Regions from separate parts of the Homo sapiens genome. Here regions 1 and 2 are each linked to region 3. A link is a contact called in ENCODE POLR2A ChIA-PET data. All regions are on one chromosome and are shown on one strand. The core of a region is the stretch at or near the end of the contact, and the rest is flanking DNA. Distances in the headings are between cores, read along the strand shown.

Evidence for each region. ChIA-PET counts read pairs that join two places held with the same protein, here RNA polymerase II (POLR2A).
Region 1: POLR2A ChIA-PET joins it to region 3 with 14 read pairs in CD4-positive, alpha-beta T cell. The contact joins the promoter of GABPB1-AS1 here to the promoter of ZNF770 in region 3. POLR2A ChIA-PET finds 5 or more read pairs at or near these places in 2 of 52 experiments (CD4-positive, alpha-beta T cell and activated B cell).
Region 2: POLR2A ChIA-PET joins it to region 3 with 11 read pairs in CD4-positive, alpha-beta T cell. The contact joins the promoter of AFG2B here to the promoter of ZNF770 in region 3. POLR2A ChIA-PET finds 5 or more read pairs at or near these places in 2 of 52 experiments (CD4-positive, alpha-beta T cell and naive thymus-derived CD4-positive, alpha-beta T cell).

Annotation. Positions count from the first base shown.
Region 1 is chr15:50,351,219-50,355,637 of GRCh38, reverse strand. It overlaps GABPB1-AS1 (GABPB1 antisense RNA 1), which reads right to left and starts at 1,464. Exons shown (of 1, transcript NR_024490.1): 1 at 1-1,464. GABPB1 (GA binding protein transcription factor subunit beta 1) reads left to right here and starts at 440. Exons shown (of 9, transcript NM_016654.5): 1 at 440-653. GABPB1-IT1 (GABPB1 intronic transcript) reads left to right here and starts at 759. Exons shown (of 1, transcript NR_026891.1): 1 at 759-4,419. RefSeq lists silencers at 167-216, 797-1,046, 1,057-1,266 and enhancers at 35-658, 1,397-1,456.
Region 2 is chr15:45,400,167-45,404,907 of GRCh38, reverse strand. AFG2B (AAA ATPase AFG2B) reads right to left here and starts at 2,572. Exons shown (of 8, transcript NM_024063.3): 1 at 1,390-2,572. The coding sequence starts at 2,478. It also overlaps a transcript of GATM not described here. RefSeq lists silencers at 1,740-1,889, 2,280-2,359 and enhancers at 2,440-2,599, 2,990-3,059, 3,070-3,119.
Region 3 is chr15:34,984,911-34,989,698 of GRCh38, reverse strand. ZNF770 (zinc finger protein 770) reads left to right here and starts at 1,412. Exons shown (of 3, transcript NM_014106.4): 1 at 1,412-1,583; 2 at 2,026-2,142. It overlaps LOC105370764 (a long non-coding RNA gene), which reads right to left and starts at 1,341. Exons shown (of 5, transcript NR_188212.1): 1 at 1,215-1,341; 2 at 1-14. RefSeq lists enhancers at 1,228-1,317, 2,724-2,773, 2,854-2,913, 3,897-4,549.

The DNA of each region.
Region 1 (4,419 bases), core at 215-2,714, about 15 Mb before region 3:
TCCAAAGATTCCGCACTCTCCGTCTTTCAACAGTCATGTCACAGAGACACGAAGGTTAGCACAGGAACATTAGTTTCCAAACTCCTACCCACCGCAGAACAGGCGGGAAGGTTCGGTGGCCACCCGGCCTCTCCGCCGCGCACATGGCCGTCCGCAGCTCCCACCCCCGCTGCCGCGCAGGCGCCGGGCGAGCCGGGACTTGCGGTCGCCGAGAGCGGATCATTCCGCCGCTTTCTTTGTGTGGCTGAAGCGCTAGAAATGGCATATTTTCTTTCCCTTCGTTAAAAAATCAGACCCTCTTTCCCCTCTCTCCCCGCGGGAACACAGCTAGGGAGTGGGTAGGAGCAGGATCTGCCGACGAGGGCAGAGGCGGAAAATCCTCGGGCGATGAGCTGAAGAGGGCCGGGTCCGGGAGGGATGCTGGGAGCTTGACTCACTCGCACACCATGTGTCCCTCCGCGCGCAGCACGGGGGACTTTTCGGTGGGGATTTTGGGCGCCGACCAGACGCGGCATTTTCGGAAAATAGCGCCCTGTGCAGCTGAAGCGCTTTGTGTGTAGCGGGGCCGCGTCAGCCCGGCCGGGTACGAGGCGCCTCGGGTCCCCGCACCACCTCCTGCTGCCTTCCCGTCGCCGCTCCCGAAGCTTTTCCAGGTCAGTGCGGGTCTGTGTAGGGCCCTGTTACCACCGGATGTGGAAGTTGATCTCTTCGCTGGTAAAAAATAATTCCACTTCCCCCGGAACCCAGATCATCCCCGCGATTTCCTGTTTATTGCATTAAGGCGCCGGGTTTCCGGGGCTCCTGGCCCCGCTTATTCCGCGGGGGTCGGCGGGGTCGGCCTGGGCGCCCGCGCCGCCGCTGCGCTTTGTCCGCTGGGCACACTGCTTCTGGGAGGGGCGGGCAGACATGGTGGCGGCCGCCGCCCCCTCCTCGGCCCTAGCATGCCGCGGCCGCCTCGCGGCTACCCGGCTTGCCGGTCCCGAGCGGCAGCCCCGGGGTGGCGATGGGGTCGCGCCGAGGCAGCGGAGGTTCTGCGGGCGACTGGAGGTTGGCAGTGGGCGGGAGAAAGAGGAAGGCAGGCGCGGCTGGGCCTCGGCCTCTGGCGCCGCGGTACCCTTTGTCTCGGCAGCCTGACGGCCCCGCCGGGCTCTCCGGAGAGGGGAACGGGCGGCGAGGGTGGCGGGTCCTGGGCGCCCTGTGCTGCGGGGCCGAGAGGCGCTCGGGTCGCGGCGGGATCGGCCGGACCAGACAGGGTTAATGGAAGAGCCTGGCCAGTCCCGCGCGGGGCCCCCGCAGCGACAGCCTTGGCCGCGGGGACTGGAGTCCTGAGGGGGAGAAGCCTGCCGTTCTGAAGGCTCGGGACTTCTGCCCCAAAGACTTCGCCGCCGAGAACTGCGGGTGCACTGCCTCAGGGAAGAAGTTGAGAATTTTGCCAGGTCATCTCTGCCAGGGCACAGTTCATCACTGTGTGTTTAGTGTGTTTCGGTGAAGCTCTCCAAGTGTGTTGAATCAGCGTGCCTAGCCTCAAGGGTGCATCGTGAAAACTGAAACCAAAGGAATGATACAGGCCTGCTTTGTGTGTGTCTTCCCACTTTAAGCTTGTTTTCAGTACAAATACTCTTGCTTTAAACCTGATTGGACTGTGGCGAGCGGACATCTGTTCAAAGGAGGGGCCGAGACCACAGTACTTCTGAAGGGGGCTTGATAATGTGGAAACATTTTAAGTTTTCTCTCCGGACTGTTTTGCTCTCTCAATTCAGGCAAGTTACTGAAGTACGTTTTTTATCTAGAAAAAGGTTTGATGTAGTCTGTAAATGGTCCTTGTAAAGTACATTGCCATCTCAGAATTAAAAGATCCACTCTCATTTATTATGCAGAAGTTAGTGGTCATTCTTTCCTGTAGATAGTTTATCTCATGTAAAGACCCACCCAGCTTGGTTTAAATTTTTTTCTCACTGACGTATAACCATCAGCTTTGATACTTCCATTTTCAGGCTCAGACTTTGAATTTAAGGAAACTAAAGATGACTTTATTTTCTTTTCTCTTGGTTTTTTTTTTCCAAAAACAAAAAATAAATCCATTACATGTTAACATAGATGATAAGAGTGACATCTTGCATTTTTGCAAATCTTTTTAATGCCTGGTTTAATAGAAGATTCTCAGATCTACGTCAGACTGTTGTGGTTAGCACACCATGTAACCTCTGGAACACTCCACTGTACACTCATACTTTTTTAAAAAAAAAACCAAAAAACAGAAATGTGTCATTCTTACCGTGCTTTCACCATACAAGTCAAATCAAGCTGTTATGCAAGACACATTTTAACAAGACTGAATAAGATTGATTCCCATACTTTTTTTACTGGGCTCTAACTTTTTTAAAAGTTGGAATTTAGGTGACTAAACAAAATCACAGATGAAGACTGCATAATCTGCCTATGATCTCGGAGACTCAGGAACATTCGAAGATATTCTTAAGTGATTAAAACATTTAATTCTATTACATATTTATAATGATTTACACAAGTAACACGTGAATTCCACATATGCTATCAACACTTGTGTAAATGTTATCTTTAAAGATAGAACATGTTGAAAATTATAGGAGGTACAGATTTTACAGAAAATTAATTCTGCAGTGAATCCTTTGGTGAAACGAACAGTTTGCAGAGACATATCCTTAGAGTTCTTTGTCTCTCTGAATCATTCTGGGTTTTCTAGGTTGGGAGACAATTATACTTATTGGGAGACAATTATACTTAATTGATTAATGCATAAAAATTTAAGGCCGTATTTTAATGGCTTTGAAAGGAAGCTAAGTTTGTTTCCAGTTGTTTCTGTGAACTGTAGTCTGAATCTGTCAGTCTATAGTTCTCTACTGTTCCATCAACAGGAAGCATCTGGTCATTCTTCGTGTAATTGTTAGAAAATACCAGGTGTACTTTTAATGTTTGCTGTTCAAACGAAAATAGATTGGATCTTGGTTAAGTTCACTTGGTTTGGCCAGGCACAGTGGCTCACGCCTGCAGTCCCAGCACTTGGGGAGGTGGAGGCGGGCCGATCACCTGAGGTCAAGAGTTTGAGACCAGCCTGGCTAACGCGGTGAAACCCCATTTCTACTAAAAATACAAAAAATTAGCTGGGCGTGGTGGTGCGCGCTTGTAATCCCAGCTACTCGGGAGGCTGAGGCAGGAGAATCGCTTGAGCCAGAGAGGCAAAGGTTGCAATAAGCCAAGATAGCGCCATTGCATTCCAGCTTGGGCAACAGGAGCGAAACTCTGTCTCAAAAAAAAAAAAAAAAGTATGCTTGGTTTTAGTGTGTTTTTTCCCATAACATTGTGTCATTGTAATGGACCACATCTCCTGTACCATGAATTTTTTTTTACTTTTTTCTTTTGCCCCTCAGTACCAGAAATATTAACAGGTAACAGGTAAAGTGCACGTCATGAGGAATTCAGAAATTCAGAAATTACATGAAGTTTTGCATCATGAATTTATTTTTGAGGGTGCACGAGGCAGTTACCCAGTCTCTGTTTGCAAGTAGCCTGAGTTCAGATGAACTCACTGATGGCCTCCATCTCTTCTGACTTTGCAAACGTTGAAAAACAAACCCACACAAAATCTTGAAGTTGAGAGCAACTTAGTTTCCTTAGTGTCATCCCTCTGCTCCCCTCTCCTCCCCAACAACTAGTATGGTTTCCAGCTAGTAATCACAATGTTTCTATAGCTCTGATGTGCCTACATTGGGATAGCTACAATTAGTATTATAGTTTTCTGAAGATGTTTGTTCCATCATGCTTTCTAGAAGGTAAATCTAGCACTAGATGAGATCAGTATTAGGGCCTGTGTTTTTTCTCAGTGTTGACATCACAGTGCTCTATACAAAGAAGATGCTTTGGTGCAATCAGCTGTCAGTTCAGTTGGTGGGCTAGTGCACCTTTCTGTCTCCCTCCCTCCCTCCCTCCCTCCCTCCCTCTTTCCTCTCTCCTTCTCCCTCTGTCCCTCTCCCTCTCTCTCCTTCCCTCCCTGTTTTCCCCTTTGCACCTCTTCTTTCTTTGACAGGGTCTTGCTTTCTCTGTTACCCAGGCTTAGTGCAGTGGTGCGATTATACTTCACTGCAAGCTCCACCTTTCAGGCTCGAGCGATCCTGCCTCTGCCTCAGCCTCCTGAGTAGTTGGGACTACAGGTACCTGCCAACATGTCTGGCTAATTTTTTAATTTTTTGTAGAGACGAGATCTCACTGTGTTGCCCAGGCTGGTCTCAAACTTCTGGACTCAAGTGATCCTCCCACCTTGGCCTCCCAAGTGTTGGGATTATAGGCGTCAGCCAACACACCCATCTGTGAATAATTCTGAAGTTGGTAGAACAGCTTATTGACAGAGCAAGGTGTTAGCCCCACTTTACTGTGTACTAGTTA
Region 2 (4,741 bases), core at 1,323-3,822, about 10 Mb before region 3:
AATAAAAATAGATCAATTAAAAAAGAATTACTTCCAAAAAAATTTTATATATGTGTGTGTATACATATATATATTTTTTTTTTCTTTTTTTTTTTTTTTTGAGACACAGTTTCACTCTGCTGCCCAGTCTGGAGTGCAGCGGGCACCATCTCAGCTCACTGCAACCTCCACCTCCTGGTTCAAGTGATTCTGGTGCCTCAGCCTCCAGAGTAGCTAGAACTACAGGCATGTGCCACCATGCCCGGCTTATTTTTTGTATTTTTAGCAGAGACGGGGTTTCACCATCTTGGCCAGGCTGGTCTCGAACTCCTGACCTCAGGTGATCCACCCACCTCAGCCTCCCAAAGTATTGAGATTGCAGGCGTGAGCCACCGCGCCCGGCCAAAATAATAATATGTTTTTTATCCTGACAAACATGTACGACAATTTAGTGAACCACTTTGGAACTAGTACCGTGCACTTTACGTATACTTTAGATTCTGAATATACGAAAATCCTAATATTCCAGAGGAGTAACACTGGCTAGAAAGTTGCACAATGAAAATTCTATGTCATTTAACAAGTTTTTGTTATTTTTAAGAACACACAAAGTTCTAGAAGCCAGGTATAGATAGCTAGGTCCCTGCCCTTAAGGACACAGGTACTAGATAGTGCAAGGAAGAAATCCACTCAAGTCCTGAACTAACTGAGCTAAAAGTGTGTAATTATCATTTCTCTTTTGAATCCTATCACAAAATAGAAATATCAGTCACTAAATTTCAAACTGTTCTTTAGAATTCAAGTCAATTTAGGACCAAAGCTTAAAATAGGACAGCTCTGAATATTCAACCTCCCTGACAACTCAGGGAGCAGTTGTGGGTACCTCCTCAATTGTGGAATAGGATGCTGGTGTTATGACAAGGAATGAATAAATCCAGAAGAGTTAATGCCTGCTTCCATTTAGTTCTTCCCCACCTTCTCCCTTTTTATTTCAACACACTTACTTCTTGAGGCTATCCTTCTTTAAATTCTCATTCCAAAAAATGAGTTTAACACGCTTGTAGGTGACCAAAATTCTCTTAAGAATTAACATTACTGATTATAGGACCTGCACAACAAAATTAATCTGTAATGGACACCTCGCTTCCCAAAACAATTAGACTCTGGGGAAACAGGTCCTGACTCTCAGATCCTGACTCACAGGTCCTGACAATTTGACTCTGGGGAAATACAGGTCCTGACTCACAGATCATATATCGGCAGAGAACGTGTTCTCTGCATTGCAAAGAGCCCCAACTCCAACCTCACCGATGCTCAAACCTAAGAGGCAAACGCCTCCGGGGCAGCCAAATGGCGCCAGAAGCGGCCGAGGTTCCACCGACAGTGGGCAAACCCGCCAAGCCCATTCACCTCTCGGTCAAATCTCCCGGGCCTACGCAGCGCTGGGTCTAGAGCGTCCGGCCGGTTAGTGGCTCCCACAACCACGACCTCGCGGTCCCCACTGGCGCCGTCCAGCAGCGTCAACACCTGGGCCACTACGCGGCTCTCGGGTGCTCGACTGCCCCGCTGGGGACACAAGGCGTCCATCTCGTCCAGGAAGAGGAGGCTGGGTCCGCGGCTGGCCAGTTCCCGGGCGCGCTGGAAGACCCGCCGCACGTTCTCCTCGGTCTCCCCAGGCCGGGAACCCTGCAGCGCCGGGGCGCTGACTGCCAGCAGCTCCGCGCCCGCCTCGCGCGCCACGGCCCGCACCAGCTGGGTCTTGCCCACTCCGGGGGGCCCCGCCAGGAGCACCCCGCGAGGCACCGCTAAGCCCAGCGCGGTCAGGGCGCGCGGGTAGCGGAGCGGGAGGCGGAGGAGCTCCCGCAGCGAGTCGGCCGCCTCCGAAAGACCTCCCAGGGGCACCTCGGGCTGCGGCTGGGCTTCCGACGGAGGCTCCCCGCCAAGGCTGACGCGGGTACGAGGGGTGACCAGCCCAGCGGGATCGGGACTGGGCGTCCCGCCGACGATGTGCAAGGCAGCCACCAGGCCAGGAGCGCCTGGCGGAGCGACCACCACGTGGCCCAGGGAGATCGGTCGGTTTCTCAGCAGCTCCTGTGCCGCCTCCAGCACCGCGGCTGTATTCCGGGCACCGGGCGCGCCTGCCCGCTCTCGCAACACCGGCCACACGGCGACGCGCCGCAGGGGCGGACAGGGCACTAGGAGGAGGCGATTCAGGCTGAGACTCCTCCGGGATCTCGACGCCCCGACCGCCGCCCCGGGGCTCGCGCACAGCGGGTCCAGCTGCACAAAGCCGTCCGCTCCGTCCCGCCGAGGCCAGGCAGTGCAGAGGCAGGAGCCGCCGTCGGGTAGCGAGATCTTCACTGCCGAGCCCAAGCGCGCGCCCAGGGCGTGGAGGGCGGCCGGGCCCAGGCGGCAGCGCTGGGTGCCCCGGTCTCTAGCGTCTAAGGGTAGCAGCTTTAAGAGCGGCCCTTCAGGGAAGGGATCCGAGTCCGGAGCCATCGCACACAGATGAACCAGGCAGACGAAACCAGATTAGGAAACCCACCCGGCCCACAAAAAGCGGAACACCGAGCTCGCAGGCCGGAAGCAGATTGCGCGCATGCGCTAGGGCAGACTGCGTTGCTAGCAGCTGAGTGAAGGCCGAAAGGGCCAATGGAAACGTTAGACGACGCTCGGGCCTCTGGGTAGAGCGTTGGTGTCCGCTTTCGTGAAATCGAGTTGCCTAACCCAGAGCTTTCCCGAGATGGTCTTCGTTACAGGTGTCTGGGAGGCGGCTTAAGCTCACTTCACTAGGTCATTAAGCATGTACTTTGGTGGTTACATATATCTTGGAAGTCACCGGCTTTACATTCTGTTTTCCTGGCCTTCGAACTGGAGCATCAGTACTACCGCCGTTGGAATAGCAACCTAGAGACTTTGCTATTTTGTGAAGAAACTCTAACTATCCGCATGGGCACAGAATTTTGGGTGCTCTGGTGCAAATGTCTCAGGTGACTTGGCGTAACTGAGAATACAGCCTTGGGACCTTCGGTAATCGGGGTTCCAATCTGGGAGGTCCAGGCACAACCCTTCCTATGGGAAAGTACCAGCATAGTGGGAGGGAAGCACACGGTAGCGCTTAAAATCCCTTGTAGAGAGGAAAGAAGGAAAACTAGGCTACCTGATGGATTTGTAGCACACCAACAGTACATTTGTTCTGATTTCTGATATTCTTTTGAATATTCTTTGGCAACAAGTTAATCACTAAAGTTCATGCGATCAATGCTTACTGTCTAATTGGGGCACAACAGTACTAAGTCCTGTATTAGAGGCGATACCTATCTACGTTATTAAGACAACTGCCTGCTATTTTTTTTTTCCAGCTGCTTTCTGCCTTTCCCTTTCGCACAGGGAATTCCTTTTTATCAGCTGGAATACATTTTCTATCCCTCTTAATTGCCGTTAAAAAAGAACTACAGATACTCAAAGACAAGAAGATATACCTTGTTTTTATTTGACTTACATCTTCCTACCTCTATTTTCCCCACTTTCACTGCAACCCAAATTTGTGAGTTGACAAAACTGATATTTTAGAGTGCTTAAGTTGCTGGGAAGTTTTTTTTTTCTATCTATGCAAATAATCAATTACAGACTGTGTAGTAATATCTTATCAATGGGAAGTACTGTCAGATCTGGGATCTTAAGACCCATGCCAGTTCCTGATCTCATTCTGTCCAAACTTCATGGCAGACATGACAGACTTCTTGACTTGACAGTAACTTACCTGGTCTCAGCTGTACTTGTCTGCTTAAATCGATTCTGGAACAATTTAGGAATCAGAAAATAGCAGGAGGAGGTCTTGAAATGGATAAGTCACCCATTACTTCCTGTTTTCTTTTTTCCTCTTAATCCCATTGGCTTCAGTTCTTTTTGGTTTGGGGACTTTTAAATAACAGCTTTGCATTTTTTGAAATAAAAAAAAAGCCATCGTTTTTACCGACCCCTAAAGGTGTGAATTACATGCCTATCAAGTTATTTTATCAGAAGCCTGTACCTCATCGAGTTCCTTCTATTCAGCTCCAAGAAGCTTTAAGGATCTGGGAGAGGGAAAGAAGACTTACTGAGGACAGGATAACTGTCTTAAATATGTAAAGGGATCTCATGTAAAAGAGTTAGTAGATTTACTTATATTTACAGTGCAGAAATGGCCAAGAAGTAAAGGTTTAATGGAGTGGAATAACCAAAGCCAAAACAGGGAGCCAATAAAGTTAAATCGGCCTCAAAATTTTCTGAATTGGTTTAAAACAGAGGCACAAACTATGCTATTAGGAATATGATGAGAAGGAAACTACATGTTGCTTTTGGTTGGTCTAAGAGGTTGATTTTATACAAGGTCAAACAAGAACCCTCTGACCTTATAGAATCCATATGCACAGGAAATATTATTTCACTTCACTCTTTCTCTAAAAGATCCAGTCTTTACCATAGGTTGCAAACAAAAGCAACAAGGAATTCTGTTACTGGGCCTTCAGCTCTTATCCACTCACTCTGAGCAAAACTATAAATGTCTTTCCCAATCATCCAGTAAAATCCATTCTGTCCCTTTAGGTCTAACCATTTGCAACACTATGATTTCAGCCATCTGAACATCCATATTTATCATGCCATTCAATGACATAATCTCCTTGTGATAAACCATTCTTTTTATTTTTAAAATTTTATTTATTTTTTAGACAGTCTTGCTCTGTCACCCAGTCTTGAGTGCAATGGCAGGATCTCAGCT
Region 3 (4,788 bases), core at 163-2,662:
TTTCCCAGGAGTAGCTGCAGAATGGAGCAGATTTACAAGGGTTATCCGGACAAACAGCATCCCCACTTTGGGACTAGCATTTAGGACACCAGAAGTCTTTCCTTTCCCTTCTCCACCCCTGCTTCTGTTGGAAGCAGACTTCAACCCCTCCCAAATCTGACTCCTTCAGGGTTCCTACATGAGAAGCAAAAGCTCATTTCCTATTCGCCATTTCCTCATGCTAACACATCCAAAACAGAGAATTTTTGTTGGCTCAGCTGCTTTAATTTTTTTGGTAGAGGAAAATATATCAACATTAGAAACCATTGATTTTTGTTGCTGATGGTCCTTAGAAAGTAATGCAAAAAGTTGCTTAGAGTTAAAAAAGTATGCCTGATAATCTGCTTTCATTTCCTCCTTTCTCAAGGTGATACAATTACAATCAGAACCTGCAAAAAATCCACAGTAAATTCTTCTCTAATGCCTTTTGCACTTAAAATCTTTAGTAGATACCTTAGCATCTTATTCAGTAATAACATGCCAACTTAGTCTGTAACTAAATATTTGGTCTTCAATTGTGACTACATAAAATGCTGAAATATCTATAACTTGGGAAGCAGCAGTTATAAATGCAGGTCTGGTATTAGACAACCTGTGTTCAAATCGCACCTCTATCGTTTATTAACTGTGTGACATTAAGTTCCTTAACGTCTCTGATAGCCTCATTTTCCTCATCTTAAAATGGGATCCTATCATTTCATAAAGTTGTATTCTATATGAGTAATTAATAATGATAATAGTTCTTTGAAGGCCTACTACACTAGGAATTATGTTGAGCACTTCACACTCATTTTATCTAATTGTGAGAACAGGGCTTCGTACACTGTAGACAACCAAAACATACTGAATGATTGAGGCGGGGCTAATGAGGTCCGCAGCTGGCACGCCATTAGAGGAGTCGCGAGTGGAGCTCAGTCATGTCTGCCCACAAAGCGCCTGCGCTTGACCTCTACGTTATATTTACTTTGGCAATGTACAAAGTGGTGAGGACAGTCCTAGCCCGGAGGGCCCCTAACACATTGTCGTCTTCTTATCCTCGGCCCTCTGCGTTAGAGAGGGCTGCCCCGAATCGGCTTTGAACGCTGACTCGCCCTTTTCCAGTCGGCCCTTGAGCCCACTAGTCAGGGCTACAGCGTTTTCCTAACCGAGGTTCAGAGGTGAGATGGAAAATGTACCCGTCTTTATTCTGTTCTCTCCCCTGCAATGACAGGGTGAATGGCGGTGGGGTTGGGGGCACGTCTCCAGAGTCCCAGTCCGCTCGGGACCCGCGGACCGCCCGGAGGCGACAACGGCCCTGAAATTGGGGGGAGCTTGTTTCCAGCCGGACTGTGTCCCTGGGCGCGCCAGAGCGCCGCGCCTGCGCGCTCAGCCCGTTGCCGCGCCGGCCCTGCGGACGTGCGCGCGCTGCCTTCGCGGCACCTGGGCCTGAGGTGCGTGCCTCCCGGGCCCTCGCCAGCTCCAGATGCGTGAGGAGGACTTCAGAAACCCGACTGAGAAGTGGAGCGACCCCCAGGGAGGGTCGGACCTGCCTCAATACCGCCAAGGTGCCTGGGGACCCAAGAACGGGGGCTCCACAACCTCAGTTCCTGAGCTCCTTTTGCTTTCTCACTTCCCCACCTATTGAGTGCGTCTCACGCGGAGCAGAAATTTGAGAGGAAGGCGTAGAGGGATTTTTTTTTGTTGTTGCTGTGGGTTGTATCACATGTGGCGTTTTCATCCTGGCTGCAGCCAAAGCAGTTTTTACCCTTACCCTTCCTTTCCTGGCGTGGGATTTTGTGGTTTCTGGACTCGGCTCGACCATTACGTGCTTATTATTGGTTGTGGGCCTTTAGAACGAGGACTGTGTGTCAGTGTCCTTTGTCCAGTGTAGTCCACTGGGAGGGAGAGGTGAGGGTTCAAGGCCAAGAGAATGGGCCCGGGGCGAGTGGGGCAGAAGCAGCCGCCGGAGATTATTCCCCAACTGAAAGTTGTGTGTGTTTCTCTTAGGTCTTTCATTTCTTGTTCGCTTACTTTCGTGAAATCCTCACATCGTTTTAATGGTACTAGTCAAGACAAGAAAATCAACAGGCTTTCAGCCTTGAGGCAACATTGGATATTATTGAGGTCAGTTTTTACAGTTTTTACAGTCTTCACGTAGAGTATCTTGTTCTTGTCAGGATAAATTCTGGATTGAACCACTGAGCAGATCTACTATTCTTTTATTTCAGTTTAAGATAAGAAAAATTACAGTCTTTTTTATTTTTATGTTATCAACAAAAATCGGTTGAAATGGGATTTGGAGCTCCATGAGTGCGTGAGGTGAGGATCCCTAACCTGACTCTCATAAACAGGAGATAGGATCACCACTTGCCACTAATGGTTCTAACAATCTAGGGCTCCCAGTAAGTGCTTTTCCACGTGGTGGGAGGCAAGTGACAACAGTTATCCAATCTTAGTGCTAACAATGGATGATTAACCGTAGCTCCTTTTTGGTACAGGAGCTGTAGGTAGCCAATCCCTGTTTTAATCAGAGGTAGTTGTGGTGTGTGATTTTTTTCTTTTAGGCGTGTTCCACGAAAGCATTTATTAAAGGGAAGAAGAAACATACAAAAGGAATTGAATCTGGCTTTATACCAAAATCCTGTGTGATCATTCAGTCCTGACATTGGACAATTACCAGGCTTTGCCTGACTGGCCTCAAGGGCCAAGCTGTCCTCCCACACCATACTCGATATGGGCCGGTGCATTGCAGTTTTCTGGAGGGGGTTGCAGTCAAGGACTTGCCCTGCCCCTCCTGCTAGATATGCAAATCCCATAACTTCTTTCCTAGCCTGGGTACCTCCATTTGGAGGCCCTCCTAGGAAGGACCGTGGCTAAGACACTTTTCTCCATTTTTGACCCAGCTTCTTTCACTCCTAGACCTTCCCCTCCCTTTCCTATTCTGAAGTTCCATAAGAGGCAGGAGATTTTTGTTAGGGGCTCCTTTCAGTGAGAGGATTACCTCATATGCACTGCATCAACTGACCCTCACCCAGTGTCCTTGTATTTAGTAGACCACTGGGGAGCCAGTGCCTCTTTTTACCACTTGCTTGCACTGTCACAGTAAGTGAATAAAGGCTTGATTACTTTTGGTTTGACTCATTGTCCTGATTGACTACCTTGGCACCTAATTGCTGCCAAGTTCTTTGCAGTTCACTGGATTCATGACTTAATTTTAATTATCATGACTGTTGCTCTGTATCGGCATGTTTAGAGACTTTGGAGCTTGTTCACCTCTAATTTCTCTAATTCAAGCTACTGAAAATGCATATTCATAGCACCAAGAGTTGATTGTTGGTTAACATTGATATCTGGGTTATATGATATATTTTACTACTATACTGGCTTACAGTCAGATTGTTTTATTTTGCGTGGATTTATGTGGCATTTTCCATTTGGCCTGTAATTAGATGATTTTTATTTAAAATAAATATTTTGGAATAATATGGGTCAAGTGAAGAAAACCAGACACTTGCTTTCTTTAGTAATCTTGTCTCATACTATGGGCCCCTATCTTTCTCACCTTAATAGATCACTTGGCCACTTTGAATAAAGTGGTCGATTTGTTGTAGGTTCCTTTGTCTAGTATGAAGAGGCATGTTAAGAACAGCTTTCATAAACTTTTTTACTTCTTCCTACAGAAGTTTCACAAAACAATATTTATCCTTGCTATATAGTATGCAGTCTGATACTTTCTACTATTATTTATCCCCTATTTTTATTTATGTATTTATTTTTAAATTTTTTTTGAGAGTCTTGCTCTGTCTCCCAGGCTGGAGTGTGGTGGTGCAATCTTGGCGGCTCACTGCAACCTCCGTCTCCTGGGTTCAAGCAATTCTCCTGACTCAGCCTCCCAAGTAGCTGAAATTACAGGCATGTACCACCACACTCAGCTAATTTTTGTATTTTTAGTAGAGACAGGGTTTCACCATGTTGGCCAGGCTAGCCTCGAACTCCTGACCTCAGGTGATCCCCTGCCTCGGCCTCACAAAGTGCTGGGATTACAGGCATGAGCCACTATGCCAGCCTCCGCTCTTATTTTAAATAACAAAGTGCTGATCATGATCTGCTAAGTTGAATTCACAATCCATTAATGAGTAATATCCTGCAGTTTGAAAAACACTGTGATAAAGTAACTAAAGATATTTGTTCAGTAATTTTTTTTTTCTGTTTCTGATTCACATTGCTAAAGAACCACAGTGGGTATGTTTGTGATTTGGGGTTGAAGGTATCTTCTAGGAGAAAATAGTAACACCGTGTTTGTTGGATGTTTGCCAGATCAGCTGACAAAAGAACTCCAGACTTAGAACTCTCTGATCTAGAAGATACATTATATTGAAAGAGCTAGCACAGCTTTTAATTTTTTTTTGAAAAAATCTCTGACTCCTTTATTTAAGGGCAGTGCCATAGTAAAGTAATAATGAAAAGAAAATTGGCTTCTCTGATAGAAGATAGAGTATAAGATAGTTATGAAAGTGCTTGCTAAACTTTTTTTTTTTTTTTTTTTTGAGACAGTCTCTCGCTCTGTTGCCCAAGCTGGAGTGCAGTGGTGCAATCTTGGCTCAGTGCAACCTCCGCCTCCCCAGTTCAAGCAATTATCGTGCTGCAGCCTCCCAAGTAGCTGGAATTAACATATGTGCACTACCACGCCTGGCTAATTTTTGTATTTTTAGTCGAGACGGGGTTTTGCCACGTTGTTCAGGCAGGTCTTAAACTCCTGGCCTCATGTGA